Linked DNA regions of Homo sapiens: region 2 is linked to region 1. The links are chromatin loops, found by intact Hi-C in ENCODE. Cell type or tissue: sigmoid colon. All regions are shown on one strand. Links, peaks and the distances in the headings refer to the core of each region. The heading gives the core; the rest is flanking DNA. Region 1 holds the start of LOC124903991 (a long non-coding RNA gene). Region 2 has its middle 13 kb from the start of EPOP.

Region 1 (16,124 bases), core at 6,292-8,791:
CATCAAGCCCAGCTCTTTGAATTCCAACATATGTGTGTTATAAGCCCTAGCCCAGTTCCCCAGAACAGAAACCTGATTAGTTGCTGGGCCCATTTCTTTCTTTCTTTCTTTCTTTCTTTTTAAAGAGATGGAGTCAGCTGGGCGTGGTGGCTCACGCCTGTAATCCCAGCACTTTGGGAGACTGCGGTGGGCGGACTGCCTGAGCTCAGGAGTTCGAGACCAGCCTGGGCAACACAGTGAAACGCCGTCTCTACTAAAATACAAAAAATTAGCCAGGCGTGGTGGCGTGTACCTGTAGTCCCAGCTATTCGGGAGAATGGCTTGAACCTGGGAGGCGGAGGTTGTAGTGAGCCAAGATCGGGCCACTGCACTCCAGCATGGGCAACAGAGTGAGACTCCATCCCCCCGGCCCCAAAAAAAAGATGGAGTCTGGCTCTGTTGCCCAGGCTGGAATGCAGTGGCACATCATAGCTTACTGTGCCCTTGAACTTCCTGGGCACAAGTAATCCTCCTGCCTCTGCCTTCCAAGTATTGGGACTACAGGTGCACACTACCACACCCAACTGGTGGGCCCATTTCTTACCTCACTTAAAAACAGTTATCTAAGTTGGCCAGACTTGGTGGCTTATGACTGTAATCCCAGCACTTTGGGAGGCCAAGGCAGGCAGATCACCTGAGGTCAGGAGTTCGGGACCAACCTGGCAAACATGGCAAAACCCCAGCTCTACTAAAAATAAAAAATAAAAAAATGAGCCGGGTGTGGTGGTGGGCCCCTGTAATCCCAGCTACTGGGGAGGCTGAAGCAGAAGAATCGCTTGAACCCGGGAAGCAGAGGTTGCAGTAAGCCAAGATCGCACCACTGCACTCCAGCCTGGGCGACAGAGCAAGACTCCACCTCAAAACAAAAAACAAAACAAAAAGACTTCTCTAAGCTAACTCATACCACACTGAAGACAATATATCCAGGTAGGTCCACTTACCAGACTCAAAAGCAACTAAAAGGAAGTTTTGCTTAGTGCTAAAATGTGGGAATTGTTAAACCTTCTAAAATGATTGTAGGAAGGCAGATGTTGGGAATAGCAAAGGGAATTATGCCCAGAGGTTACTGCAAAAGCCCCAAATTATACAGCAAAGACTATAGAAGCCCATAATTAACTCCAATCAACAATGAGGACAAAGGCATATACCCTTTGGCAAAAGACTGAAATTTCTCACCATTTCCAGGTCCTACCAATCAAAACAAGAGAACAAGCTAAAAATCCAAACTCATCCTCCCACTATTGCGGACTTAGGAGGTGCAGATCCACAGAAATCACAACTACCCTGGCCAGACTCACCAAGTTTCTCACAGCTGCGAGGCTGCCAGCAAGACTGGCACATAGTAAGCTGTCGAAAAGCTCACAAGCAGCACCAAATCCTAAGCATTAAAAAATTTACCAGCTCAGTCCTATTACTTATCTTCTAAAAAGCACAAAATATTCCATCTAGATTTCTCTTCTCAACAATCTACTCTTATAAGGACAGGAACAAGACAGTCAACGCTCACCCATTTTACAGATGGGGGAAAAAGGGAAGCATGAAGGTGACAAATTTGGTCATCTCCTAGCTGATGTTGGAGTTTACACGGAATCTAGACTTTCACATTCTCTATACAGCATGCTGCCTCCAAACAGCAGTCAACCAAACGTTTATACACAAATAACTAGCTCTTCTCCAATTCATCAAAAAAAGCCCTTGGACCAAAAAATGTAATTCTCCAGTGCCCTGAACTAAGCTTCTTTGCAAAGCTACAGCCCAATTTGCTCTGCAGCAGAAATCTGTATTGTGCTTAGTGTGAGGGTTGGTGACAGAGCAGCCAATGACCATTAAATTCTGCTTCCAAAGGCAAAAAACCGTATAATGTCATATGCCTTTTCCTCTTCCTAATCTATTAGACGTAGCAGCTAATTTCACGCCACACCTCGTATTTGGCGTCTCTGGAATCTCAGACGAACTCCTGGTCAATATGGAACAAAGGCAAGACAAACCACAAGAAAATTAGCAATCTATCCTATGTCATTACCCATAGCTTTAATCCCGCCCTCCCCTGCATCTGATGAAAATTTCATCTGTGCTGGTAAGTGGAGCATCGAATACAGAGCCTACCACAAAAAAAGCTGTTTCAGCAGCCACCCACTTTTCAAGATCTGAACTCCCAGCATGAATTCACTGGGAGGCAAAGCAGAAACACTGGCCTACCTAAAGGGACAACACACTGATTTCTTTAGAAAGTTTGGATTTGGCCTCATCCCCAAGATAAGCCCATGGCACAGCTGTTCAGAAAGGGCAAGAAAGCCAAATCCACCCAACATTTTCTTGTTGGAGTACCCAAGTTCCCTTGAAAACAGAAGTCTATGGATGAGTGGTTCCCAGTTCAGGATCAACTGGGGAGCTTTTAAAAAGTTCAAACTCTTAGGCTTTTCAAAAAGCTCCCCAAGTGATCTTAGTTCACAGTAAGGTTATCAATTTATACCTGTTCTTTAGCTTTGGTTTATGGCTGCCAGTATGTCTCAAGAATCCATCACGTAAACCACAACAAAACCCATTCCAATCTTTCTGAGAACCCAAAGAAGTACAAACCACAATGGCAGTTACTACAAGGTAACTAATTTCACTGACACCAAAGTTGACAGCTTTGTAAACCAACGCTACAGATGTAACACTGGATGCCGAAGATCAGTCCACCCCTCAGAAATGCAGGAAAAAAACTCAACGTCTATGTTTGGAATTTTCATCAATCGGCCTAGAACTCATGTACCTGTCTCTACCTTGTCTATATCTTACTGGTACTTAGAATTCTCAAAAGGCTTTGAGAGAGCGCAAAGCTATTTTCTCGAGACAGGCTCTCACTCTGTCACGCAAGCTGGAGTGCAGTGGCACGATCACTATTCACTGCAACCTCCGCCTCCTGGGCTCAAGTGATCCTCCTGCCTCAGCCTCCCGAGTAGCTGGGACCACTCCCGCCTAATTTTTTGTATTTTTTTCGTAGAGATGGGGGCTAATTTTTTGTTTGTTTGTTTTGTAGAGATGGGGTTTCGCATGTTGCCCAGGCTGGTCTCAAACTCCTGAGCTCAGGTGATCCGCCCTCCTCGGCCTCCCAAAGTGCTGGGATTACAGGTGTGAGCCACTGTGCCCGGTCTGCTATTTTCTATTCTCAGAGACAGTGGTCAGCACCCAAGTTTGATATGCCAAGTTCATCTAAGGGAACAACCAGGAAAACAGTAAAACTTTGAATAGAGGTGTCCAATTGATTGCTGGCCTACAATTGCATTTGAAGATTCTCCTGTCATTTGCATGCATGAGTGTGAAGGGAGGTGCGGTGCTGGTACACAGAATAAGCAAGGCGGTCAAGGTGCAACACCAGCTTTTTGCCCCAAAGGCCAAACACTTCCAGCAATCTCCCTTCCAGGGACAATGGCACACAGCCGCCTTGGAAAAACTTAAAAAGCCATGCCAGGATGGGGATGGGAGGATGGTCTGAAACCATCTTCCAACAAGACAGATGCAAACCAGCTGAGAAGTGTCACGGAGTGTGCACTCTTTAAGAGTGAAAGCTGTTTCCACAATTAGCGCTGACCTTATGCGAGATGTTACCACCTTTGGTCCCAAGTCTCTGCCTCCTCCTGAAGACCCTATCTTAAGAACTGTCAGGATCGCGATAGCAATAGATAAAAAGGGAAACCAAACAAGAAAAGGAAGTTTGTCGGCCAGCCCCCGGCCGGTCTCACCTCCCCGCGTCCAGCTCCCGGCCCGCAGAGCCTCCCATGTCTGTCAGGCTCGCAGCTGAAGCAGCCAGCTCTCCAGAAGGCCTCTTGCCGGTCCCATCCCCACCGCCGGAGCCACCGTTGCAGCTCTTGGTGCGAAAGAGGCGACTGAGGCGGATTTTGAAGGAGCCCTTCCGAGAAGGACCCGCGAGTGGCCGGAGGGGCCCGGGAGGAGGCGGGGGCGGGGGAGGTTGCTGCTGCTGCTGCTGCTGCTGCTCCCCTCTACTCAGGCGCCCCAGAGGGACCAAGTCCTGCAGCGGGAAGGGCACCGGAGGTAATTCAGGGCCTGGGGGCTGCAGCAGAAGCCGGCCGCCCCCTCCTCCTCCGCGACCCGGGCTGCTGAGCTCCTCTTCCGAGCAGCTGTTAGTCTCCAGGCTCTCGGCCTCCGATTCCAAGCCCTCCAGGACCAGCAGCGCGTCGCTCGTTTCCGTGGGGTCCTCCCCGGCCTGCGGGGCGGCAGCAGGCGGCTGGGGCTGCGGAGGGGGCGGCTGAGGAGGACACGGACACGGGCAGCAACCCCCACCGACTGTCTTGACCCCCGGCCCCGCCGGCTGCCCGAGCCCCAGAGCCGCCAACTGCGCCTCTAGTCCAGCCGCCGGGCCCCAGGTCCGCTCGAGCGCCAAGCCCGGCGGCAGGGCCTTGGGGTCCAGGGCACAGCGGTGCCGGGGACACAGCAGTTCCGAGGGTCCCGGCTCCGGGGCCGCCTCCACGTCCTCCTCCTCCGGCGGCCGACCCACGTTGCGGAACACCATCAGCTGCGGCGGCCGGGAGCCCCGCGGGCCGGGCCGCGCGAGGAAGGGTGGCGGCGGGGGGCCATGGCCCGGGGGCGGTGGCGGAGGGCCTGGCTCGGGGGCCGCCTCTCCATAGCCAAGGAGGCGGCTCAGGACGCGGTACGAAGCGGCCGCCGCCGCCGCCTCGCCATCCCGGAGCTCGGCCTCCTGCATCGGGGAGAGGGAGGGAGGGCGGGCGGCTGGGAGCCGGGCTGGGGTGGGGACTAGGCCGGGCCCCGCCGGAGCCCCGCCCGCCGCGGCCCCCGGAGCGACAGCGCTAACGGCCGCCGCGGCCTCTGCCTCATAGAGGGGGGCGGGGGGCGCGCGGAGCCCAGCGCGAGCCCAGGCCGCGCTCCGCCACCGCCGAGCACCGCCCCCAAGCCGACGTCACTTCCGGAAGGGCTTAGCCACGCCACTTTCCCCAGGGCGTGCTCGCGCTGGCCTCCACGGCGAGTGACGCCGCGCGCGCCCCCGGCCCCTATTGGCGGTGAGCTGTCTGTTGGCTGGCGTTGGTCTCTTTTCCCGGTCCTTGCTTTTCACTTCCTGGGCGCCCAGGCCCAGGCCATCCCATTCGGTAGAGTGGAGAGGCCTTGGAAACCATGGTCTGGTCCTGGGAGCGCGCCGCTGGCCTTGGGAGCACATATGGTTCTGCCATCTACGCCGCTTGCGATGTGTGACCTTGGCTGAGTCATTTCATCATTAATCTGTATCTCCGTCCGCCTGGCACCCAGTGAATGTTTGTGGAATCAGTACATGAATCGTGTTCTAGACCCAGTGCTGTACTGATAAATGTGTAACAACCAGCTCTCTGGGGGGAGAACGGGAATGTATGCACATATATAGGTACAAAAATTTGTCGTTAAGTTTTACTGACATAAAGGATGTGTAGTTCACAATTTACAATTAATAGTAAATTGGCAAATTCCATATAACTCTTTCTCACAGAATGCTTTCATTGATTTTTGCCAAACTCTTATATGGGTAGCCAAACTGTGATTGCAGTTGACCTAGGAGTGTAATTGTAAAGGTGAATGTTGGTTGATAAAACTGAAAAAGACAAAACTTAATTGGATTGTCAATGATGGGAGCAACTTCTTTGCTGAGTCAGAAAACGGTTTCAAATACTGGAAGAATATTTACTCAATTTTTGTGCTATTCATAATGTAACGGCTACAGACAACACATTAAGTTTTTGCTGTTGTTGAGATGGAATCTTTCTCTATTGCCCAGGCTGGAGTGCAATGGCGCTATCTTGGCTCACTGCAACCTCTGCCTCCCGGGTTCAAGCAATTCTCCTGCCTCGCTCCAGGTAATTTTTTGTATTCTTAGTAGAGACAGGGTTTCACCATGTTGGCCAGGCCAGTTTTGAACTCCTGACCTCAGGTGATCCACCCGCCTTGGCCTCCCAAAATGCTGGGATTACAGGCGTGAGCCACCGCGCCCACGCCCGGCCTTCTTATCTTTACACAGGGATAAGGATTGCAATTTTGCTTGCTTGCAGGCATGTTGTGAGGATCAAATAAGATCAAGCTTTTTGTGTGGAGGAGGTGAGACTGGAGGCAGGGAGCCCATTGAAATAGTCCCAGTGGGAGATATTGAGAGATGCAAGGGAAAAGGAGGAAGGATCAGCTGCAGAACTCAGTGACTTCTAATACCTGAGGGTGCATTGAGGGGAAGAGGGTGGAGGGTTGAGTCCTGCAACCAGAGGGACCTTTTCAGAATGGAAATGTGTTCATAGCCTGTGATTAAAATTGTTCATGGCTTCCCATTGTTCTTAGGCTAATGTGTGATCTTGTGATCTGACCCCTGTGTGATCTAACCCCTGCCTCTCTAGCCACATCCCCTGCTAAGCTCCACCTTGTTCTCTGTTCCCTGCATTCCCATCAACCTTGCGGCAGGCTCCCATACATGTGGGCAAGAAAAGCTATTCCCTTTTCTTGCAAGACTTTTCTCTTTTTGCTTAGTAAACTCCTACTCATCCTTCAGATTGAACTCACTCCTCACTACCTTAGGGAAATCTCCCTGCCTGGGCCCTTCCTCCTCCCCAGGCTCTGAGATCATTCCTTTGTTGCACTTACTTGCGCAGGTGTAATTTGCAATCTGTCTGTGGGGTCAGTTGATTAAAAGCTGTCCTCCCTACAAAACTGTAAATTCTATGAGGGCAGAAGCCATGTTTGCTTTTTGCCCCTTGGGGACTCTCCAGTGCCAAGGACAGTGCCTGGAATTGTTGTTCAACCTTAAGCCCTGTAAGAGTCTCCTGAGACAAATTCTGCACAACAGAATTAATTATCTTTCCTCACACATAAAGAGACAAAGTAAACCTCAGTGAGTTATTTAGCTAAAGTCACTCAATTCAAAAGGATGCAGTGAAAATCAAAACCAGCTCTGACTCCAGATAGTTCATTCTCTTCCCCTGGCTGCCTCTCAGGTGTCACTCAGGTTTCTGAAGAAAAGAAGAGCGATTGAGAGGGGCATGTTTACCCACGTCTGTAATTCCAGCGCTTGGGGAGGCCAAGGCAGGTCTTGGATCACTTGAGGCCAGGAGTTTAAGGCCAGCCAGGGCAACATAGCAACACTCTGGCTCTACAACAAATGTTAAAATTAGCCAGGCATGGTGGTGTGCCCAGATGTGGTCTCAGCTACTCAGGAGGCTGAGGCAGGAGGATTGCTTGAGCCCAGGAGGTGGAGACTGCAGTGAGCTGTGATCACACCACTGCACTCTAGCCTGGGTGACAGAGCAAGACCGTGTCTCTATATAGATAAATGAATAAAAGAAGAGAAATTGCTATAGAATCACACAACACCTGAGGCCTAAGAAGACTACCCAAGATCCCCAGCTTTCTCTCTGAGAAACTCTCTGGCCTCAGAGCCCATTACAAGCTGATTACAGGCAAGGTCCCTGGCTCTTCATCGCCCTCTGCTGTCCAGCTGCTTTCCTGGCCGTGGGAGAAGAGGACTGTGTGGGTTATCTGGAGTATCTCTACTTGCACGGAGTGCACAGAGGTACAGAGGAACACACGCGAGCTCTTTCTAAGGCAGGGCAAGCCATGGGGTAGACTTTTCCCATTTCCATAATTGTCCATTTCCGTAGCCCAGATCCTGGAAAAAACATTGAAAGTTAAATTCCAAGCAAAGAGGGTGTATCTTTGCATTTGTAGGACTTGAATTTGTGTTGGGGGTTGTTTGTTTGTTTTGAGACAGCATTTCATTCTTTTGTGTTTTTGTTTGTTTGTTTTGTTTTGTTTTTTTAGACGGAATTTTGCTCTTGTTGCCCAGGCTGGAGTGCAATGGCGCTATCTTGGCTCACTGCAACCTCTGCCTGCCAGGTTCAAGCGATTCTCCTGCCTCAGCCTCCCAAGTAGCTGGGATTACAGGCATGCGCCACCACGCCTAGCTAATTTTGTATTTTTAGTAGAGACAGAGTTTCTCCATGTTGGTCAGGCTCATCTCGATCTCCCAACCTCATTGATCTGCCTGCCTCAGCCTCCCGAAGTGCTGGGATTACAGGCGTGAGCCACGGCGCCCGGCCTCAGAGTTTCATTCTTGTTTCCCAGGCTGGAGTGCATAGGTATGATCTCGGCTCACTGCAACCTCTGCCTCCTGCGTTCAAGCAATTCTCCTGCCTCAGCCTCCTGAGTAGCTGAGATTACCGGCGCATGCCACCAGGCCCAGCTAATTTTTTTGTTTTTAGTAGAGACAGGGTTCCGCCATGTTGGCCAGGCTGGTCTCAAACTCCTGACCTCAATTGATCCACCTGCCTCAGCTTCCCAAAGTGTTGGGATTACAGGTGTGAGCCACTGCGCCCTGCCAAATTTATGTTTATTGAGCTGATTTTATGTTTAAATATACCTCTTTCACTGAGCACTATAAAAGTGGTCCTCAGCCGAGCGTGGTGGCTCAAGCCTATAATCCCAGCACTTTGGGAGGCCAAGGTAGGCGGATCACTTTAGCCTGGGAGTTTGTGACCAGGTTGGGCAACAAAGAGACCCAATGTTGTGAGGATGTCGTGAGACCTCGTCTCTACAAAAAATAAAAAAAAAATAGTTGGGCGTGGTGGCGTGCACCTGTAATCCCAGCTACTCAGGAGGCTGAGGCAGGAGAATCACTTGAGCCCAGGGGTCAGAAGTGGAGTGAGCTGTGTTCATGCCACTGCACCCCTGCCTGGGTGACAGAGTGAGAGACCCTGTCTCAAAAAAGTAAAACAGAAAATAAGGTGGGCACAGTGGCTCACGCCTATAATCACAACACTTTGGGAGGTTGAAGTGGGCGGATCACTTGAGCCCAGGAGTTTGAGACCAGCCAGGGCAGTAAGGCAAAACCCCATCTCTATTCCCACCGCCAAAAAAAAAATATATATATATATATATATATTTACCTGGGCATGATGGCACGCACCTGTAGTCTCAGCTACTTGGGAGGCTGAGGTGGGAGGATCCATTAAGCAAGCCCTGGCGGTGGAGGCTGCAGTGAGCCGTGATTGTGCCACTGCACTTTAGTCTGGGTGATAGACACTCCAGCTTGGGTGACTGAGTGAAACCCTGTCTCAAAAAAAAAAAAAAAGGTCCCTACAGAGATAGAGTCCTAGTTTTAAAAACTTTTATGAAGGATGACTTAAAGAATTTAAGGTCTGGCACAGTGGCTCACACCTGTAATCCTCGCACTTTGGGAGACCAAGGTAGAAGGATCACTTGAGCCCAGGAGTTTGAGACCACCCTCGACAACATAGTGAGACCTCATCTCCACAATTTTTTTTTTGGGCGGGGGGACGTTGTCTCTCTCTGTTGCCCAGACTGGAGTGCAGTGGTGCGATCTCGGCTCACTGCAACCTCTGCCTCCTGGGTTCAAGTAGTTCTCTGCCTCAGCCTCCCGAGTAGCTGGGATTACAAGTGCCCAACACCATGCCTGGCTAATTCTTCTGTATTTTTTAGTAGAGGCCGGGTTTCACCATCTTGGCCAGGCTGATTTTTTTTTTTTTTTTTTTTGAGTCAGAGTCTCGCTGTGTCGCCCAGGCTGGAGTGCGGTGGCGCGATGTCGGCTCACTGCAAGCTCTGCCTCCCGGGTTCACGCCATTCTCCTGCCTCAGCCTCCTGAGTCGCTGGGACTACAGGCGCCTGCCACCATACCCGGCTAATTTTTTTGTATTTTTAGTAGAGATGAGATTTCACCGTGTTAGCCAGGATGGTCCCCATCTCCTGACCTCGTGATCCACCCACCTCGGCCTCCCAAAGTGCTGGGATTACAGGCGTGAGCCACTGCCCCTGGCCAGCCAGGCTGATCTTGAACTCCTGACCTCGTGATCCACCCACCTCGGCCTCCCAAAGTGCTGGGATTACAGGCGTGAGCCACCGTGCTCGGCCTTTTTTTTTTTTTTTTTTTTAATTAGCCAGGTGTGGTGGCACATGCCTGTAGTCCCAGCTACTCAGGAGGCTGAGGTGGGAGGCTCACTTGAGCCTGGGAGGCCGAGGCTGTAGGAAGCCATGATCTCACCACTGCACTCCAGGCTGGTGATAGAGCGAGACCCTGCCTCAAAACAAAAAAATGATAAAGAATCTAAAGAAGTTCTGAGATTCATTTGGTCATTCAACGGTGGGCTAGGTTTGGGGATGCAGTGATAAATGAGACAGACACAATCCCTGTCCCTCTGGACTTTGTGGTTGGTCTAGTTAGTCTTAATCATGCCACTTTCTGAATATATGAGCAAACGCAAATAATTAAACATCTCCGAACCCGTGTTTCATTTGTTAAAATGGGTCAGTAATAATCCCCCCTTGACATGGCTATTGTGGGGAATTAAATGAAAACTTACGTGTAAAGGTACTTAATAAATTCTACAGTGCTATACAAATGTTAGTTAATACATTTTTTCCCAAGAAGCTTTTCATGGTAATAACTTAATACATTTTTTCCCAAGAAGCTTTTCATGATAAGTTACTATTGTCTTCACCCAGTGTGTTTTGTTGACCCTCAACTAACAGTAACCAGTAATAAATACCAAGAAATTGAATAAGTCACTCAGAAAGGCCAAGGAAAGAGCTATGGATGTGCAATACAGGTTTCTGCTCCCAGCAATACCACTAACTGGCTGGGTGACCTTGTGAATGTCACTTTCCTTTCAGTGTTTTAGTTTCCTAATTTGTTAAAAAAAAAAAAAAAAAAAAAAGTCTGGGCTATGGGCCCTGCTAGTTTTGCCATCATAGAGATTCTCCTGGGGGCTTGTCCTCTAGCCCCGCTATCCCCACAGCCTGGGCACTCCCACTTAGGTTGCATAGCACAATTGTTCTTTGCAAGGCCGGGCACGGTGGCTCACGCCTGTAATCCCCGCACTTTGAGAGGTCAAGGCAGGCAGATCACCTGAGGTCAGGGTTTCAAGATCAGCCTAGCCAACATGGTGAAACACCATCTCTACCAAAAATACAAAAATTAGCCAGGCGTGGTGGCACACGCCTGTACTCCCAGCTACTTGGGAGGCTGAGGCAGGAGAATCACTTGAACCCGGGAGGCAGAGGTTTCAGTGAGCCGAGATTGTGCCACTGCACTCCAGCCTGGGCAACAGAACAAGACTCTGTCTAAAAAAAAAGAATTATTGTTTGCAGAGGTCAACTGGAAAGCAAGGGACATGTTTGGCAACCACCACCCATCCCTACCTACATACACTCAATGATCTTGGACATCAAAGGTTCCAGACATTGGGGGTTTGGAGGGGGTTTGAAGGGAAGAAGCCAAGAGACAGCCTGCGCCTGCGGGGCCAGATTGCCTGGTGAAGCAGGAAGCCCATCATCAAGGGAAAAGTGATGGGTGGGCAGGCAGGAGCTTTGTTCTGTGGCTTCCCCAAGAATCCATGCCCTTCCGGATCCAAGGAGGCCGGCTCAGACAGCACTGACTCAGGGCCCCCCAGTTACTGTGCCTAGCAGCAGGAAGGAGGTGAGGGGTAAGAAAAATGGGGAAAAGCGAGAGAGAGTAGCCACAGTTTTCATGAAGAAAAGGAGAAGGGGCCAGGTGCAGTGGCTCACACCTGTAATCCCAGCACTTTGGGAGGCTGAGGCAGGTAGACTACTTGTCAGGAGTTCGAGACCAGCCTGGCCAACATGGTGAAACCCCCGTCTCTACTAAAAAATTTAAAAAAAAAAATAAAATAAAATTTGCCGAGCATGGTGGCACATGCCTGTAGTCCCAGCTACTCAGGAAGCTGAAGCAGGAGAATCGCTTAAACCCAGGAGGCAGAGGTTGCAGTGAGCCGAGATCACGCTGGTGCAACTCCAGCTGGGTGGACAAAGAATCTATCTCAAAAAAAAAAAAAAAAAGAAGAAGGTAGAACTTAGGATGACAAAATGAAGGTGTAAGAAATGGAGGCAAAACTGTGTTCACTGTCTTCTCCTTGCCCACCTCTCTCCCGCCACCATTGCCACTGTGCTTGTCGACTTTGGTTCAGAAGGAGGCCTGGGTTGTAGGGACGGACACCTGGGTGGAGGCTGCGGCTCTGTCATAAACAACACTGTGGTTCTAGGGAAGTCCCTTGACGCCTCTGCTAGGAGGCTTTGTTATAGTCCCTGAGGCTGAGTAACGGTGATGGTGGTGGTTTGGATGGGCAATGTAGGGGAGTCAGAGCTCTGGATGTAAGTCTCTGAGTGAGCTGCTTTGTGACCTTGGGTGAGTCTCAGTGTCTGCATCTGTGAAATGGGGATAAGAACATTCACCATACATGGCTGTGGGGAAGACTCATTCAGATAAGGCACATGAAAAGCACCTTATAAGCTGCCTCAGTCTGTACAAAGACCAATTACGGTACTATTAGGCTGTCTTTCCTGCCCTCAACATCCCCATTCTCAAATCCCAGCTCAGCAGCACAGGGTCAGGGGGGTGCAGGCAGCCAGCGCAGACTGCCAGGAGATGCAGCTTGGCCCCTTAGTGTGCCTGTTGCAATTGCTGCCAGGAGCCTGAGTGGAGCAGAGGGGTGGAGAGAGGGGCACAAGCTCATCTGCGGTTGCTATGGTGCCCCATCCTGGATTTGCCCATCTCTCCTAATGGAGCAAAGGGCAGGCAGAGGGAGGGAGGGAGAAAGAGCACAACTGGTGCCTTCGTCTCCCCTTCCCTCCCATCTCTCTCCCTCGGGAGCAGATGTGGATGGGGGATGGAGGGAGCCTGAATACTGGATAGGAGGGGAGGAAAGAGTGGGGTGCTGGGATTAAGAGGTTTGAGATAGGGGGCCGCACTGAGACAGTAGGGGGCAGGGCCCTCATACCTACATCCAGAAGCCAGCTGGTGACGTTAGAGAGAAGAAAAAAGCAGGCGAGCTGGCACCAGCGTGAGAGGGAGACGGAGAGAGGAAGAAGGAACGCCAGCATAGGAGGCGTGGAGGCCGACAGCCCCCAGACTGCAGCCAGCCTCTGCCTGGGCTCTCCTGAGCCTGGACCCCAGGGTCCTGAGAGCTGCCCCAAGGATGGGCACCAGGGGAGCGGTCATGCCCCCTCCTATGTGGGGGCTGCTGGGCTGCTGTTTTGTCTGTGCCTGGGCTCTGGGGGGTCCACGGCCCATCCGCTCTCTGCCCCCTCTGTCTTCCCAAGTCAAGCCAGGATCTGTACCCATGCAGGTGCCCCTAGAGGGGGCCGAGGCCGCCCTCGCTTATCTCTACTCTGGAGATGCCCAGCAGCTATCACAGGTGAATTGCAGTGAGCGCTATGAAGCGCGTGGGGCAGGAGCCATGCCAGGGCTCCCCCCAAGCCTACAGGGGGCAGCGGGCACCCTTGCCCAGGCCGCCAATTTTCTCAACATGCTGCTGCAAGCCAACGACATCCGTGAGTCCAGTGTGGAGGAGGATGTGGAATGGTACCAGGCACTGGTCCGCAGCGTGGCCGAGGGGGACCCAAGAGTGTACAGGGCTTTGCTGACCTTTAACCCTCCACCAGGGGCCAGCCACCTACAGCTGGCCCTGCAGGCCACCCGGACTGGGGAGGAAACCATCCTGCAGGACTTGTCTGGGAACTGGGTGCAGGAGGAGAACCCTCCTGGGGACCTGGACACCCCTGCCCTGAAGAAGCGAGTGTTGACCAATGACCTAGGGAGCCTCGGCAGCCCCAAGTGGCCGCAGGCAGATGGATATGTGGGGGACACGCAGCAGGTGAGGCTGTCTCCTCCTTTCCTGGAATGCCAGGAGGGACGGCTCCGACCTGGATGGCTGATCACACTCTCTGCCACCTTCTATGGACTCAAGCCAGACCTCAGCCCAGAAGTCAGGTAAGTGGGTTTGTGCAGGATTTGATGCATGTGTGGGGATGTAGGGGAAGGAAGTACAGGTCCCCTCAGCTGTGCCTGGGCCATTTGGCACGAACATGTGCATGCCTGGGGGGCACACAGATGTGGGTATTTGTACTCAGCTGTGTGTACTTACAGTCGGCTCTGGGAATCTGCAACTATCTGTTAACACATACAGGTGTGAGTGTACATGTGTATAAATCAATCCATATTTATCTGGGTTTATGTGCTTGAGCACATGCAGGAATGTCTGTGAGCCTGTGCATATACAAATAGGTATACATATGTAGCATACATCTATATGCAGGTATACACATGTGTGTAGAGATATGTCAGTATAGCTGGGTGCAGTGGCTCACGCCTGTAATCCCAACACTTTGGGAGGCTGAGGCGGGTGGATCACCTGAGGTCAGGAGTTCAAGACCAGACTGACCAACATGGAGAAACCCCATCTCTACTAAAAATACAAAATTAGCTGGGTGTGGTAGCGAGTACCTGTAAACCCAGCTACTCAGGAGGCTGAGGCAGGAGAATCACTTGAACCTGAACCCCAGAGGCAGACGTTGCGGTGACCCGAGATCACGCCATTGCACTCCAGCCTGGGCAACAAGAGCAAAACTCTGTCTCAAAAAAAAAAAAAAAAGATGTGTCAGTATAGACAGGCAGAGGTCTTGGCCCCCAGGCCTGAGAAGGGAGTGCAAGAGGCAGGAGAGGTCTTGGTGTGGATGACAGTGACAATCTATGCACCAGGCTTGTTAGTGGAGAGCTGGGTGGGCACTCCAGGCGTTCAACCTACTGCTCTCTAGCAACTGAGAGCTGTAAAATGAGGCTTCCCCGGAGAAGGAAAACTTTTTTTTTTTCAAGACAGAGTCTCGCTCTGTCGCCCAGGCTATAGTGCAGTGGTGCAACCTCGGCTCACGGCAGCTGCAGCCTCCCAGGTACAGATGATTCTCCTGCCTCAGCCTCCTGAGTAGCTGGGATTACAGGTGCGCATCATCATACCTGGCTACTTTTTGTATTTTAGTAGAGATGGGGTTTCACTATGTTGGCCAGGCTGGTCTCGAACTCCTGACCTCAAGTGATCTGCCCGCCTCGGCCTCCCAAATTGCTGGGATTACAGGTGTGAGCCACCACACCCAGCGGAAGGAAAACTCTTGAGGGGGCTTGGAATCAATGCTCTTTCTGCCAAGGAGCTGGCTGAGTCCCCAGGGCCATCTTCTTAAACCAAGCAGGCCGCACTATCCTGCCTGTCCTGACGCAGAAGCTTGTGATTCTCCTCCAGTAAACTACCTCCTCCCTCAACCACAGGAAAGAAGGATTGAGGGTCCTATTGGGAAGGGAGCAGCGACTGAGCCTAGGACTGCAGGGCATTCAACAATCAACACTGCTTCTCCAGCTCTGTGTCCCCATTCATTGTTCCCAGCAGGGTTCTCCTCCTGCCAGCAGGCAGCCTGGCTCCTTGCCAGCTCAGCCCAGAGCAAAGGCTGGGGAACTGCTGGTCCAGGCAGTGCCAGGTCAGGGCTCCTCTATTTCATATCTCCTTTGCTGTGATCAATTCAGACCTGGCTTGGGCAGAGAGAGGAGATGGTTAATAGCTGAGCTGATCTCTGTGTGTGTGCGTGTGTACATGCATGAGGAAGTGTGAAAATCCTCTTCAGAGATCATCAGAGCCCTGACTCCTGCCATGTCTTGACATGCGCCCTGTCTCTCCTCCTTGACAGAAACCAGGAAATGATAGGATATCAAAAAGCTGAGGGGTGGAGAGAACAACCTAGTAGAAAGAAGACTGTTGTCCACAGAGACAGTGAACATTCATAATACTGGAGAAATGGAATACATGCATGCCCTTCGCACACACTGCAGGTGCTGGGCTAAAGTTTGCAAAGACTGCATTGTCCCCAGATCTAGTGCCTGTAGGGGCAGAAAAGTGTGATCCCTTTCCTCACTCATCATAAGGGTCACAATACTCCTATAACAAAAGACAGATTAACAAGAGAAAGGCATAACAAATTTATTTAATCAAAGTTTTTTGTTTGTTTGTTTGTTTGTGTGTTTGTTTTTGAGATGGACTCTTGCTCTGTCACTAGGCTGAAGTGTAGTGGCGCCATCTTGGCTCACTGCAACCTCCGCCTCCTGGGTTCAAGCGATTCTCCTGCCTCAGCCTCCTGAGTATCTGGGATTACAGGCATGAGCCACCATGCCCGGCTGATTTTTGTATTTTTAGTAGAGACAAGGTTTCTCCATGTTGGCCAGGCTGGTCTCGAACTCCTGGTCTCAGATTATGCACCTGCCTCGGCCTCCC
Region 2 (16,124 bases), core at 526-3,025, 320 kb before region 1:
AGGGTCTCTGTCCCCAAAGGTCCCGCCTCTGTCTTCTTCCATCTCCTCCTTCTCTTGCCCCCCTCCCCCAGAAGCTTTAAAAAGACAAAGTCCGATGAAGTCCGGTGGCGCCTGCCCTCCACCCTATCTGCCCGCAGGATTCTGTTTTCCTCCCCTAGGTCATCAGCTTGCACCTATATGGGTAAATGACTCCCACTTGACTGTCCCTGCCTCCTCTCCCTCCAGCACCCCTCCTGAGCCTTGGTCCCGCATCTCCACAGGGACAATGGCAACTCATTTGCCCCTGTCAAAGACCAAGCTCCTGGTCCCTGCCCACAGCTCCCTGCCCACAGCAGTCCCCCTGGTCAAGTCCACATTCTGGTTACAGCTCTGCTTTTCTCCCCATTACTTCCCCTGGACTCAGCACCTTGAATTCTCAGCTGGGTCCTCCCATTTGACCCACAGCTATCTATTTCCAAGCCTCCCCCTGCTTCTCCCCTCCCAAGGATCTCACAATTCTGTCTCTAATCTCCACTCCATCATGGTGCAGTGTCCCCTACCTCTAGGCTGGACTATGACAGTAGCCACCTAACTATTAATAGTTTCTGGGTGTCTGGTTTTTCTCTGATGCCCTCAGATCAGTTTACCTTCTTACTGAGTGGGTCCCCTGATAGTATTAAATGCAGCCTCCTTGGCCTGTCATTTGGAGCCCTCTGTGATTTGGCCTTAACCCCCAGCTCCCTCAACCAACTTGGTTCCCATTACTTCGCTTTATACCAGTGAAGGTATACCTGGTCTACTAGGCTGGAATGCACTTCCTTCCCCAGCGCCCCCAGCATGCCCCTCCCTGCTTTCTTTACCTTCATTCTCCAATGCAAAATGTCATCTCTCCCATGAAGTATTTTTTGATTCCCCCAGTTAGATGTGCTTCATGCCACCTCTAGACCCTCTTCACTCTTCTGTGTCTGGTAGGAAGGGACTGTGGAGTGTGGAGGGCGAGTGCGGCTTTGGGGCCAGACACTCCCGCTCCCCTCTGTCTATGGAGAACCTGGGTCAGGGGACTCGAGGCAGAACCTTCCTGACCTAAGCTTTCATTTTATTGCCTTGGCCTTAACTGAGAGTCATTGACATGTAACAACCATTTCAAAAAAAAATCGCCCCTGCAATTGTAAAAACTTCCTGAGAAGGCTGGCAAGGTAGCTTGTGTCTGTAATCCCAGCACTTTGGGAGGCCAAGGCGGGGAGAATCACTTGAGCCCAGGAGTTTGAGCCAGCCTGGACAACATAGGGAGAACTTGATGCTACCAAAAACAAACAAACAAACAAAAACAAAAAACAAGCTGGGTGTGGTGGCGTGCACCTGTAGTCCCAACTACTCTGGAGGCTGAAGTGGGACGATTGCTCAGCCACTTCAGGGAGATCAAGGCTGCAGTGAGCTGTGATCACTCCACTGCACTCCAGCCTGGGTGACAAAACGAGACCCTGTCTCAAAAACAAAAACAAAAAACACTTCCTGAGAAGACACTGTCCAGTGTGCCAAGTCCCCCTATGCTGTGTTCACATTTTCTCTAAGATAAAAAGTTAGGGTATTGATGACAAAGTTATAATTATTTGTGATTTTTCTTGTGTCCTTCTACAGTGATCTTGTATCTCTTGCTTCATTTTTTAAGGTCCTGGATCAGTGCCTTGCACACAGCAGGCACCTAATGAATACTTGCCCAATGCATTTCACCCCACCTCCGTTCCTCCTGACCCCTCCACCCTTGTCTAAAGCATTTTTAAAAAGCCTCATTTAAATGACTGCACAGCAGCTTGGCGAGTGACCCTTGGCCAGAATGCAGTTCCAGAGCTTGTCCACTAGATGCTGCTGTCTGCTAGCACCAGAAAGAGGATGGCGAGCCAGAGAAGGGTGGCTGGGGAAGGGATTCATTCTCCCAGGCCATGGAGTGAGAGCCCTGAGGGGGATCGATGTGCAAGACGTGGTCTCTGCACACAAGGAACTTAAGCAGGTGTCAGGTGTTTTACAGGCATTATTTTGCTTTCATAGCAATAGATAAGTACTATTTGTTTAGCAGATGAGGAAATGGGACTCAGAGAGGTTAATTAACTTGCCTGAGGTCACACAGCCAGTGGAGGAGCAAAGTAGCTCTGGTCTGTCTGACTAGGTTTCCTCCTGAGTGGTTATCATAGCAAGCACTGTAATGGCATTTCCTTGGAACCAGGCCTTGTTATATTATGCTTAGTTGCTCATGTAATCCTCAGGACACAACATGAGGTAGGTACTATTATTTATTTATTTATTTATTTATTTATTTATTTATTTATTTATTTATTTTTGAGACAGAGTCTCACTCTGTTGCCCAAGCTGGAATGCCGTGGCGCAATCTTGGCTCACTGCAACCTCCACCTTCTGGGTTCAAGTGATTCTCATGCCTCAACCTCCCTAGTAGCTGGGACTACAGGCGTGGGCCACCATGCCTGGCTAATTTTTGTATTTTTTAGTAGAGACGGGGTTTCACTATGTTGGCCAGGCTGGTCTCGAACTCCTGACCTCAAATGATCTGCCCACCTTGGCCTCCCAATGTGCTGGGATTACGGGTGTGAGCCACCGCGCCCAACCGTGGTACTATTAGCTCCATTTTGCAGATGAGAAAACTGGGGTTCACAGAGGTTAAGCCCATACAGCTACGGAATTGTGTCCTTTGAGTTTGTGCTCTAAATGACCACACTGCTGCCATGTTTCACCACCCAGCAGCAACCTGTTATGGGGTGGGAGTAGCCCCCACCAATATGTAGAGGTCCCAGAGCTCTGTTCCAGAGACACAAAGACACAGAGCCTGCCCCCAAGGTCCCTAGAGTGGCATGGGGAAAGCAGGACATGCAGTCCCCTCCTTAGGGTGTGGACTCTCCACAGATGTGCTGAGCGACTCAAGCTGAGTGTTGAGTGTTTTACCCTCTCTGGGGCTCAGTGTCATCACCTAAAATCAGGGGACTCTGTAACAGAAAGTGCCTCTCAGACGCAGACTTGCCATCCATGGTGATTTTTTTTTTTTTTTTTTGAAACAGGCTCTGACTCTGTCACCCAGGCTGAGTACAGTGGTGCGATCTTGGCTCATCGCAGCCTTGATCTCCCAGGCTCAAGAGATCTTCCCATATCACCCTCTCGAGTAGCTGTGACCACAGGCACGTGCCACCATGCACAGCTAATTCTGTTTATTTTTAATTTTTTTTTTGAGACGGAGTCTTGCTCTGTTGCCCAGGCTGGAGTGCAGTGGTGCAATCTTGGCTCACTGCAACCTCTGCCTCCTGAGTTCAAGCAATTCTCCTGCCTCAGCCTCCTGAGTAGCTGGGATTACAGGTGCCTGCCACCATGCCTGGCTAATTTTTGTATTTTTAGTAGAGGCGGGGTTTAACCCTGTTGGCCAGGCTGGTCTCGAACTCCTGACCTTGTGATCCACCCGCCTCAGCCTCCCAAAGGGCTGGGATTACAGGTGTGAGCCACCGTGCCTGGCCAATTTTTTTTTTTTTTGAGATGGAATCTCGCTCTGTCACCCAGGCTGGAGTGCACAATCTTGGCTCACTGCAACCTCCACCTCCCAGGCTTAAGCGATTCTCCTGCCTCAGCCTCCTGAGAAGCTGGGACTATAGGCGTGCACCACCATGCCTGGCTAATTTTTTTTTTTTCTATTTTTTTAGTAGAGACAGGGTTTTGCCATGTTGGCCAGACTGGTCTAGAACTCCTGACCTCAAGTGATCCGCCCACCTTGGCCTCCCAAAGTGCTGGGATTACAGGCGTGAGCTCTGTTTATTTTTTGTAGAGATGGGGGTCTCATTATGCTACTCAGGCTGATCTTGAACTTCTGATCTCAAGGGATCCTCCTGACTCAGCCTCCCAAAGTGCTGAGATTACAGGCATGAGCCACTCTACCCGGCTTCCACGATGATTTATTACAAAATCATGGCACTTAAACAAACAGAGGGAAGTTACCTACTCTAAAATGCACCAGAATTTCAGCTTGATGATCATTACACATGTACATTACCTGTGTGATCGCCACCCAGACCTAGATAAGCAACACTTCCAGCCTTTGGGAGGCTGTGTGAGGCCTGCTCCCAGTTGATCTCCTGACCCGGAGATGACCACCATGCCGGCCTCTGTCACCGAAGATCCGTTCGGCTTGTTTTTGACCCTCATAAGAATGGAAGGTACGTTTTTGGGTCTGGCTTCTTTTGTTCAACATTATGCATGGGATTCATTCATGCTGTTGCATGAAGCTGTAGTTAACTCATTTTATCACCGTGTAGTATTTGATTGAATGAATATTCTGCAATGTATATGTTTTCCTGTTGATGGATGTTTGGGCTGTTTCCAGATTTTAGTTTTATGTATAAAGCTACGTGTTACAGTTTTTATTGTTGTTGTTTGTTTGTTTGAGACAGAGTCTCGCTCTGTTGCCCAGGCTGGAGTGCAGTGGAGTGATCTCAGCTCATTGCAACCTCTGCCTCCCAGGTTCAAGCAATTCTCCTGCCTCAGCCTCCCGAGTAGCTGGAATTACAGGTGTGAGCCATCACGCCTGGCTAATTTTTGTATTTTTAGTAGAGACGGGGTTCTGCCATGTTGACCAGGCTGGTCTCGAACTCCTGACCTCCAGTGATCCACCCGCTTTGGCCTCTCAAAGTGCTGGGATTACAGGCGTGAGCTTCTGTGCCCAGCCTTTGTGTCACAGTTTTAAAGGAGAAGAGAAAGGAGCTAACATTTCTCAAGCGTTAAGCGTTAACTGTCTCCAACAATGGGCTAAGGACTGGAGATGAGAAATAACTAAAACCTCATATTGCTCTCCGACAGCTCACCACCTAGCAGGGGAGAGAGGTAAGTGAGCAATCAGGACAAGACAGGCATAGAGGTGGAGACTGGTGAGGTTGAGGGAACAGTGGAGCATGTGGGAAGAGCATCAGGGCATCAGAGGGGGCTTCTCAGAGAAGGAGCTCTCTGAATTGAGTCTTCAAGGATATAGGAATCCCTGAAGTGAAGGCCGGGAGGCACTGGGGCAGAGCACACACAAAAGTGCCAAGATTTGAGTGGCTGGAGCACAGGGTACATGTGACAAGAGATGAAGTAGACCGAGGTCAGATCACAAAAGGTCTTATATGTTAGGGTAAGGAGTTGATTCTGAAGACAAGAGGGAGCCCCTGAAGGGTGACCCAATCAGACTGTGAGAGAAGAGGGCTCAGGAACAGGCAGGGTGAATACTCACATTTCATGATTCATGGGAGGCTGGTGTGGAGTCCCTGGGGGTAGAGGCAGGGGGGCAGGGGTGGAGGCTGTGAGAACCCATTCGGGGGCGGGGTCGGCGGGGAGAAGGAGAGGACAGTCTCGGTGAGGGGGTCCTTACAAGGTAGACTCACCAGCTTTGGTGACAGATTGAATGTGGGGTGAGGCAGAGGAGGAGTGTGGCTTGAGTCCCAGATTTGGCCCTGTTGCCTGCGTGGGTTTGTGGCTGAGAGAGGCCTGAGCTGGAGGTAGGGAGGCTTTAGGGCATCAGACAGGATTGGACGGGAATGGCCAAGGCATGCATGTGGGGTGAGAAAAGGGCCAAGAACAGAGCCCTGGGGCACATTTACAAAGGGGAGCCAAGTGCCGTGGCAGCTCACGCCTGTAATCCCAGCACTTTGGGAGGGCAAGGAGTACGGATCACTTGAGCCCAGGAGTTTGAGACCAGCCTGGTCAACATAGTCAGATTTTGTCTCTACTAAAAATTAAAAAAAAAAAAAAAATTAGCTGGGCATGGTGGTTCGTGCCTGTAGTCCCAGCTTTGTGGGAGGTTGAGGTGGATCACTTGAGCCCAGGAGGTCGAGGAAGCAGTGAGCCATGATCATGCCACTGCACTCCAGCCTGTGGTGGGCAAAAGAGGGAGGCTTTGTCTCAAAAAAAAAAAACAACAAAAAAAGGCGGGGGCTGGGGAGGAATGGCCAGGGAGAGAGTGGGGAGAGAGAGGGTGGAGAGGAGGGAGAGAGGGGGAGGCTCTGGGGGCTCTGGTGACCACTGCTCATTGTCCACCCAAATCTGAGCTCCCTGTGCCAACTGGGTAGGCACATTTCCCAGCCCCTTTGCGGTCAGGTATGACTATGTGATTTAATTCCCACCACTGGGCTGCGAAGGGGAAGGGGTGTGTGCCTCTCCCAGCCTGGGCTTTAAGACCCTGGGCCTGCCCGCCCCACACTCCCTTGCCCTTCCTGCTGGCTGGAACCCGGCATGGCAGTCACTCAGCTTCGGTCCTGAGTCACTGGCAGGGCCCTAGGGGGCAGCACAGCAGCACATGGAAGGAGCCTGGTCCCCGAATGGCTGTGAGAGCTCCCGGCTGACCTGGAGTGTTCACCTGCAACACAGGAAAGAAGCAAATTTTACATTCTTCAAGCCATCATCTTTTTTTGGATCTCTTTGTTCTAGGAGTTTAGCCTAACCAGTACAACTTAGACTAAGCTAAACAGTTTAGCATAGCCCAAATAATACAGAGAATTAACCTAATGAAAAAATAATTAGCCAAATTAATACAATGGAAAATTAAAACATAATAAAATAAAATATTGGCCTAACGAACACAACTTACCCTAACTCATCCAATAATCAAAGGAGGAGAGTATCAAGAAAGGAGGAAAACAGGGTGGAATGTCACACAAAGATGGGATAGAGCCGGGCATGGTGGATCATGCCTGTAATCCCAGCACTTTGGGAGGCCAAGGCGGGTGGAGCACTTGAGGTCAGGAGTTTGAGACCAGCCTGGGCAACATGGTGAAACCCCGTCTCTACTAAAAATACAAAAATTAGCTGGTGTGGTGGCGCAAGCCATAGTCCCAGCTACTTAAGAGGCCAAGGTGGGAGGATCACTTGAGCCTGGGGAGGTGGAGGTTGAAGTGAGCAGTGATTGCACCACTGCACTCCAGCCTGGGTGGCAGAGTGAGATCCTGTCTTAAAAAAAAAAACAAGATCAGATACAGGATGAGGAAGGTCCACTGGCCTTGGCAAGCAGGATGGCACCAGTGACTCTAGTGAGATCTTCCTGGGGAGTAGGGATGAAACGGGAGGGAAAGAAGCAGATCCAGCCCATGCATCTCTTTTGAGGAACTTGGATGAGGAAGGGCAGAGATGAGGAAGGCTCTAGAACGAACCCAGGATCCAGCACGATTACAGTGCGTTAGGAGAGAGGGAGGGGTTGGGGACACCGGAAAGAAGAGAGGAAGGCCTCTGTGGAGGGCAGGTGCTGGGCTCCAGAGCTCAGGTGGACAGGGATGGACAAGCGTGTTCCCAAACGGGCTCAGACTCCTGCTCCTATGCACATGCACACACACACGCACGTGCACGCACACATGAACACACATGCACACACACCTGACACAAGAGCCTGGAGACAGGCTGGGCACGGTGGCTCACACCTGTAATCCCAGCACTTTGGGAGGCCGAGGCGAGTGGATCACTTGAGGTCAGGAGTTTGAGACCAGCCTGGCCAACATGGTGAAACCCCATCTCTACTAAAAATAAAAAAAAATTAGCTGGGCACGGTGGCAGGTGCCTGTAGTCCCAGCTACTTGGGAGGCTGAGGCAGGAGAATCGCTTGAACCCAGGAGACAGAGGTTGCAGTGAGCTGAGATTGTGCCATTGCCCTCTAGCCTAGATACAGGGCGAGACTCCGTCTCAAAAAACAAAAAACAAAAATAAGAAGAAGAGGGGCTGAGTGTAGTGGCTCACACCTATAATCCCAGCATTCTGGGAGGCCAAGGAGGGAGGATTGCTTGAGGCCAGGAGTTTGAGACCAGCCTGGGCAATATAGTGAGTCCCCCTATCTACAAAAAATAAGCAATTAGCCGGGTGTGGTGACGCATACCTGTAGTCTCAGATGCTTGGGAGTCTGAGGTGAGAGGATTGCTTGAGCCTGGGAGGTCAGGGCTTCAGTGAGCTGTGATTGCCCCACCACACTCCACCCAGAGAGACAGAGCGAAACCCTGTCTCCAAAAATAAAAGTAAATAAATAAATATATTAAAAAATTAGCCAGGCACAGTGGCATGTGCCTATTGTCCCAGCTACTCAGGAGGCTGAGACAAGAGGATCACTTTAGCCCAGGAGTTTGAGGCCGTAGTGAGCTATGATCGCACCACTGCACCGCAGCCTGGGTGACAGAGTGAGAACTTATCTCAAAAAAAAAGAAAAACAAACAAACAAAAAAACACTTTGGGAGGCCGAAGCGGGTGGATCATGAGGTCAGGAGTTCAAGACCAGTCTGGCCAACGTAGTGAAACCCCATCTCTACTAAAAATACAAAAATTAGCCAGGGGTGGTGGTGGGCACCTGTAATCCCAGCTACTTGGGAGGCTGAGGGAGAATCACTTGAATCCGGGAGGCAGAGGTTACAATGAGCCAAGATCGCGCCACTGCACTCCAGCCTGGGCGGCAGAGAGACTCCATCTCAAAAAAAAAAAAAAAAGGCCGGGTGCAGTGGCTCAAGCCTGTAATTCCATCACTTTGAGAGGCCGAGGTGGGTGGATCACCTGAGGTCAGGAGTTTGAGAACAGCCTGGCCAACATGGCAAAACCCCGCCTCTATTAAAAATACAAAAAGTAGCCAGGCGTGGTGATGCACTCCTATAGTCCCAGCTACTCGGAAGGCTGAGGCAGGAGAATCGCTTAACCCAGGAGGCGGAGGTTGCAGTGAGCTGAGATCACTCCACTGCAATCCAGCCTGGGCGACAGTCTCAAAACAAACAAAAAAACCAGAAGGGAAGTAGGGAAGTGAAGTGTCCTCCACCCTTGGTCCCTCCCACAGAGAGACTTGTCCTGGGGAAATAAGCACTGCAGTTCCAAAAGACAGGAGCTTATGGAGAGAAGAGGGGAGACTGGGGATCCATTCCCAGGGTTGCGGTGATCCTTGATCCCATGGCCCTGGTAGTGTGGCAGCAGGACTGCCTTTGCTGTTTTTGTGCCCCAGAGAGTGGGGACCTGGGAGCAGGAGCTGGATAGAGAGTAGGGAACCCCTGTGGGGAATCACGCCTATGGCTTATGAGGTCCATGTGTGTCTGTGTGGCCCTGTGAACAGGGAGCTCTGTCTGTGTGTCTGCTGGAGGGGGTCCTTGGGTTTGTTCGTGAGTCAGGAAGGAGTCTCTGGATATGCATGTGTGTGCACCGGCCTCGAGTGTGCGATCTCCTGCATTCGTCTATCCCACGTGCATGCGTGTGCATCTCTTGGCTCTGCACAGCTCTGTGTCTAGGAGTGTGTAACATGTGTCCCCCCTGCCTTGAAACAGAAACTAGGTCAGCCTGGAGATGTGTGGGCAGGAGTGGAGTTAGGGTTGGATTCTTCAGCAGTACCAGGCTGGATGGGGAGCGTCATCCAGCTCCCCATTCAAATTGGCCAGGTGCAGTGGCTCACTCCTGTAATTCTAGCACTTTGGGAGGCAGAGGTGGGAGGATTGCTTGAGGCCAGGAGTTCGAGACCAGCCTGGGAAACATAGGGAGACTCTGTAAACAATTTTTTTTTTTTTTTGAGATGGAGTCTCGCTCTGTCACCCAGGCTGGAGTGCAGTGGCGGGATCTCGGCTCACTGCAAGCTCCGCCTCCCGGGTTCACGCCATTCTCCTGCCTCAGCCTCCCCAGCAGCTGGGACTACAGGCGCCCGCCACCACACCCGGCTAATTTTTTGTATTTTTAGTAGAGACAGGGTTTCATCGTGTTAGCCAGGATGGTCTCGATTTCCTGACCTTGTGATCTGCCCGCCTCGGCCTCCCAAAGTGCTGGGATTACAGGCGTAAGCCACCGCGCCTGGCCCAAAAAATTTTTAAAAATTGGCTAGGTGTGGTGGCTTGTGCTTGTAGTCCCAGCTCAGCTACTCAGGAGGCTGAACGGGGAGGATTGCTTGAGCCCAAGAGATCAAGGCTGCAGTGAGCTATGATTGTGCTGATGCACTTTGGTCTGGGTGAGACAGCAAGACCTTGTCTCAAAAAATAAATTCATAGTAATGCCCCTCCCTCCATCCCTTCCTCCTCTACATTAACCTTGGCATAAAGAGAAGCTGCAGGTAGCCTCTGAGGGGCTTCTCCCCTTGGTAGGGACAAGGACTGAGAGGCATCTGACCAGAAGCGGGAGGGAGGGCTGGGTTTAGTTAAGACGAAGGTGTGGGCACCTATTTCTAGATCTTGCCAGGGATGTGGGAAGGGGCAGCCTGCATTGTTTTCTGCATTCCTCTGGGCAAGGACACAATAGGGCCAGGGCACTCTGCCTAGGGACCTGGCTGCATCAAAAGGACCTCCAGTGCCAGGAGGGAGAACCCTTCCTCCTCTGGACCCTGAGTGCTCCATTCAGGGAGACATCGGTTTGTCTGTTCCCCCAGCGCTGAATGCTCCTTGATCTGAGGTCCGTAAGTCCCAGACCCATAACCCACCGCATCGCCTGTGTATAATGGGAGCGGGGAGTGTAAATGCCAGGATCCACATGGGCAGTGGGCCAGCCCCCGTGCCAAGCCTCTTTGGGGGAGGAAGTGCTCTCCCCACCCCAGCCTCGCGCCCACCCTGCCTCCAGCTTCCCACTTCCTCCTCCATCTGAGCCTTGCAGCAGCAGCACCTCCTCTCTGGGGCCCAGCCAAGTAGCACTCAGCCCACGGCAGGCAGGCTCACAGCAGCCACAGAGCAGCCTTGCTCCCCGGCACCTGCTCCTCTCCTCTCCCAGCCTCCTCCGGACCCTCCCTTCCTGTCTTCTGCAACCTGGAGTTTGCACGGAGAGCCCCCTGTCATGTCTGGGGCTCTGTGTTGGGTGCCTGGTTGGTCCAGTTGGTCCAAGTCCTGATGAGCTCTATGTCACCCTGAGCAAATGTGGCCATCACCTCTGTTAGTCCTTTCTGAGTTCCAAGTCAGTCCAGACCCCTGTGGCCACTGTGGGTTCCATGTCACTCTGGACCAAAACGGGCACCACTTCAGTCTAATCCCTGTGGGCTCTGTGATTTCCTGAAGCAACATGGGCGCCCTATCATTCAGTCCCACCCCACCAGGCTCCATGTCACTCCAGGCCCTGTGAGCCCTGTCTCAGTGTGGGCTGCTACAGGCTCCCTGACACCCTGGGCTGGGTTCTGTGTTGGTTTGGGCCAAGTTAGGTGTCCTATAGTTCTAATTCCATGACAGGCTGGACACTGTGGACAGACACCATCTTGATCAGCACCGTGGACCTCCCCTTAGGCCAGACGCCTTTGGGCTCAGCCTCTGATCCCACTCTGGACTCTTGTGGGTCCTGTGTTCGCCTGAGCCAAAGGGAGCTCCGTGTTGCTCTAGCTCCTTGTAGTCCCTCGCCACTTTATGGGGGCCGGGAGGCCAGCAGCACTGGCATCACCTGAGTCTTGCTAGTAATGCAGACTCTTAGGCCCCACTCCAGGCCTCCCTAATCGGAATTGCATTTACCAACAAGATCCTAGACGATCCTGGCACATGTACAAGTTTAAGAAGCGCCATCATCAAATGCATGCTGACCTGAATCAAGGCAGGAACCTTGCTGACCTAATTCCACGTGAGCTCCATGACACCTGGGCCAGTGTGGTGACAAGAGACACCCCCCCCCCGCCCCGTGCCCCATGTGAGTGGAGGTGTTCTCCCTCTAGACACCCCTACTCCTGCCACACAGGTCTATGCCTCTCCTCTGTCTCCCCTTCTTTTCTTCCACTCGGAGGCCTTGCCTCTAACCAACTTCCTTCTCCAAAACCAATGCCCATTCCCCTGCCCAGCGTGTCTGGCACCCCCTGCACAGAATCCAAGCACAAAGGGCTTTTGTCATCCCTCACTCTGAGCCTGGCTCTGGGGCTCCTCTTGACCCTCCCTCCCGGCCAGCCTCCTGCCGCCACCTCAGGCCACCCCAGCTGGAGGCTGCTGCGGTACTTTTCCATCCCTGCTGTTCTCTGCCTTACACACACATTGCACAGATAGATCCAAAGTCTATATCTATATATACCTCTCACCCCCCCACCCCCGGACGTCGTGCGTCTCGTTTGCCAGGCTGTGGTCGTGCAGTCTGTCGCTCGTTAAGGCTCTGTCTCAGATTTGCATGTTTAATATTTTATCCAGGAAGTGCTTCTGGCTGGGGCTCCGGGAGGTGGTGTGAAGCCGACAGAATGTCAGGCCCCGGAATGGTTGCTCACGGGTGGTGGCGGTGGGATGAGCGTCTGCGGGACTGGGGATGGTGACGCCAGTTCCTGGCTGCTTGTCTGGGCTTCAGCATTGGGGTGGGGTGGCAGGAGGTGGGCTTGGGGAGAACATGTTGGAGATCAGCTCCCCCAGCTGCACGGACAGCTTCCCTTCTTTGGGCCACATGGCTATCAGAAGGAGGGGCCCCGAATTTGAACTTACTTTTTAGGTTCAGCAGCTCCACTAGGTCTTAGTCACTTCCGTGTCCGGGGATTTTCCAGGAGGAAGAAGCCCTTTGACTCCATGGGGAAATGGCGGTAACTCATCCTCTTCCTGGTTCACCCTGTACCCGGGACAAACCATGTAGGAGAACAGAGTGGGAAACAGAAAATGGGCTGCCACGGTGTGACCTTGGGGAGCCATTGAGCTCTTCTTTTTCTTTTTTTTTTTTTTTGAGACAGAGTCTTGCTTTGTCGCCCCGGCTGGAGTGCAGTGGCGCCATCTCAGCTCACTGCAACCTCCACTTCCCGGGTTCAAGCAATTCTCTGCCTCAGCCTCCTGAGTAGCTGGGATTACAGGCACTCACCACCATGCCCAGCTAATTTTTGTATTTTCAGTACAGATGGGGTTTCACCATCTTGGCCAGAGTGGTCTCAAACTCCTGACATCAGGTGATCCGCCCGCCTCGGCCTCACCTCCCAAAGTGCTGGGATTACACCGTGTCTAGCCAAGGCCAAGGTCTTTTTTTTTTTTTTTTTTTTTTTTGAGACGGAGTCTCGCTCTGTCACCCAGGCTGGAGCGATCTCAGCTCACTGCAAGCTCCGCCTCCCGGGTTCACGCCATTCTCCTGCCTCAGCCTCCCAAGTAGCTGGGACTACAGGCACCTGCCACCGTGCCCAGCTAATTTTTTTTTATTTTTAGTAGAGATGGGGTTTCACCATGTTGGCCAGGCTGGTCTCGATCTCCTGACCTCTTGATCCGCCCACCTCGGCCTCCCAAAGTGCTGGGATTACAGGCATGAGCCTTTTTTTTTTTTTTCTGAGATGGAGTCTCTCTCTGTTGCCCAGACTGGAGTGCAGTGGTGTTATCTCAGCTCACTGCAGCCTCCACTTCCTGAGTTCAAGTGATTCTCCTGCCTCAGCCTCCCAAGTAGCTGGGATTACAGGCACGTACCACCACGCCTGGCTAATTTTTGTAGAGATGGGGTTTCATTATGTCGGCCAGGCTGGTCTTGAACTCCTGACCTCAGGTGATCCTCCCACCTCAGCCTCCCAAAATACTAGGATTACAGGCATGAGCCACTGCGCCCAGTGTATTGAGCTCTTTGGGTTCCTGTGGGTGACAGGAGAGGACCACAAGCATCTTTACCCTCGCTGCCCCCCAGCATGTTAGAGACCTGAGTCAGTGGCAGGCACTACAGAGCACTGAAGAAATCCCTTCTGTTCCCAGATATTTGTAAATAACTCAGCGGGCAGGAGGGGGAAAGGAGGGAGAAAGATGAGGCTCTGGCCCAAGGGCAGATGGAATTATCTGAAGATGGAGAAAGGGAGGCGGGGAGCAGACAGACACAGGCCTTTCATTCTGACCCTTGCCAGGCATGAAGTGCCTGATTGTGCTTGTGTCCAGAGGGCTCAGTGGGGCCTGGAGGTCAGAGGGAGAAGGGATTGCCTGCTCCATCCCCCAGGTCCCTCGGGAACAAGCTCTCCACACAATTCTGCTGCCGTCTGGTGGGGGTCAGACAGAAAGGGATTCTTTTTTTTTTTTTTTTTTTTGAGATGGAGTCTCGCTCTGTCACCAAGGCTGGAGTACAGTGGCGCAGTCTTGGCTCAATGCAACCTCTGCCTCCCGGGTTCAAGCAATTCTTGTGCCTCAGCCTCCCGAGTAGCTGGGATTACAGGCGTGCCACCACGCTGGCTAATTTTTGTGTGTGTGGGTATATATATATATATATAGTTTTTTTTTTTTTGTAGAGATGGGGATTTACCATGTTGTTCAGGCTGGTTTTGAACTCCTGACCTCAAATGATCCACCTGCCTGGGCCTCCCAAAGTGCTGGGATTATAGGTGTGAGCCACCACGCTCACCCAGAAAGGGCTTCTTAGCAACAGAGGGGGCATGGCCCCAGGTCCCACTCTCCCCACCCCTTGCTGAGTTTCAGGGCCTGGAGGTTTATCTGTGCAGAATTTCTGGAGTCAGCCCTGGTTGGGGCAGGAGCAGACGAAGGGGGTGTGAGTGGGAGGATGTATGTGATTATCTCTCAGCCTGCAAAGGGGACCTCCTCCTACCTCAGACAGTTCCACATTTGCTCCCAGCTGCTCCTCCCCCAGGTGCCAAGTTGGGAAGTTCTTCCCGGCGTCTAGCTTCAGCTCTTTCCACTGCCACTGCAGTGCGATTACTCTCTGTTCTGCTATTTGGGGGCCGGAGGGGAGGCAGTTAGGGATCTTCACGTCCTGGGGTTTGTGCCTGATGTGGAAGCCAGGAGTTCAGTCTCCCTCTCCTGTTCGTTCTCTGCCCACATCCATACAGCAATGAGCCCCTATGTAAAGGGATGCCCTCCTGCCGGCACCCCACCATCCACCAGTGACAAGGAGTTAGGAAGCTTAAAGGGCCTCCAAACCGCCGACACCACCAAACCCTGCACCGAAGTACAGGCATTTTATAAGAGGGTGCCCTCTGCTCCTCACAATTCCCTCCATCTAGGTCAGTGGTTTGCGAACGCCTTTCGGGACTTTTTGTACACTTGGGACTTTTTGTTCAAAGATATCATGCAGAAGCAGAGAGAAACAAAACCAAGAACAGCCAAGCTGCTGTGGGGCCACTGAGGGCTGGGGCAGGGCGACCTGCCGCCTCCACTCCTCCAGCCTCCCGGAAGCTCCTCCTCCTCCTCCTACCCCACTACATCCTACGGGGGCTTCTGAGAGGGCCCTGGGGATTCCCAGTGCTTGGCGGGGCACAGTTAGAAAAACACTGATCTGCAAAACTAAGTTCCTTAACTCCTCGAAGCTGCCAATTAAAGGGAATGGGGGCCAGAGTCGATAAGAATATAACGAGCAGTCCCACAGGGCCAATTGGATGACAGGGAAAGAGGAGGTAGAGAGATGCTGAAGAGCAGAAAGAGCAGACTGCAGACCTGACAGGCTCTGCAGGCTGGGGCCATTCCATCTGGGGGCAACGTTGATTGGTCCTCAAGAATCTCCGGGATCTGGATGGAATTATAGCGCATGCTGTGGTTGCGGGGCAGGTCTGGGCTTCAAGGAAAAGAATTACATGATAAATTTGAGAAGAGCACCTTCCATAGTGGTTAAAATACAAAAATATGGAACAACGTGCATCCTTGAAGGCAAGTCCTCAGCCCGCTGGGTCTGTATGAAAAGCTCATAGCCTTAGGGTCTTGAGCAGTGGTTCTTAACTGGGGGGATTTTGCCCTCCCTCCCCACATTTGGCAATGTCTGGGAACATTTTTGGTTGTCACAACTCAGGAGTTGCTAATGGTATCTAATGGGTAGAGCTCAGGGACGCTGCTAAGTATCTTACGATGCTCCGGAAAACCCCCTTCAACAAAGAATTACCCAGCTCCAAATATCAATAGCACTGAGGTTGAGAAAGCCTGGTCTAGACTCTAGACAATACTGGAGTCTTTACTGTATTTATTTATTTCCCCGAGTAGAGGGTATGTTCCTAAAAGTTAGAAATAATGACTTTCCTGCTTGTCTACTGCATCTGCCTGAGCACCTTATGCTCAGCAGGTGCTTTACAAGTATTTGTCAGACAAATGTGAGAATAAAGAACCCACCTTGACATGGTCAGCAGCACTCCCCTTTCTATCCAGAGCTGGGTTTGGCAGAGGCACATGCTACATCTCAAGTTTAGTTAATAGGTCTTGCAAGGGATCCTGACCCCAGGCAACCCTGGGAGAAAGCTGGGGAGGGCCCTCCCAAAAGTGCCTGAGCTATTGACTCAAAAATACCAGATGCTCATTTCTGATGCAATTTACATC

What was found. Hi-C counts contacts between places; a loop is a spot of excess contacts. Peaks named below come from ENCODE experiments on the same cell type or tissue, not always from the same donor. Only the 100,000 strongest peaks of a DNase experiment are listed, where the experiment ranks them.
Region 2: a loop joins it to region 1, with 3 times the contacts of the local background. A loop is called at or near these places in 15 of 110 quality-filtered maps.

What each region holds. Positions count from the first base shown.
Region 1 is chr17:38,340,676-38,356,799 of GRCh38, reverse strand. LOC124903991 (a long non-coding RNA gene) reads left to right here and starts at 5,804. Exons shown (of 2, transcript XR_007065738.1): 1 at 5,804-5,882; 2 at 6,075-6,341. It overlaps GPR179 (G protein-coupled receptor 179), which reads left to right and starts at 12,844. Exons shown (of 11, transcript NM_001004334.4): 1 at 12,844-13,804. The coding sequence starts at 13,011. SOCS7 (suppressor of cytokine signaling 7) reads right to left here and starts at 4,956. Exons shown (of 10, transcript NM_014598.4): 1 at 3,768-4,956. The coding sequence starts at 4,747. RefSeq lists an enhancer at 14,945-15,469. In sigmoid colon, for the core only: CTCF peaks have their summits at 7,287 and 7,488 (motif pointing left); a DNase peak (open chromatin) is centred at 7,499.
Region 2 is chr17:38,653,430-38,669,553 of GRCh38, reverse strand. No RefSeq gene overlaps it. Among named protein-coding and RNA genes, the nearest start is that of EPOP, 13 kb to the left of the region's middle. RefSeq lists enhancers at 1,704-1,998, 10,349-10,848, 12,264-12,558. In sigmoid colon, for the core only: CTCF peaks have their summits at 1,625 and 1,824 (motif pointing right); a DNase peak (open chromatin) is centred at 1,853.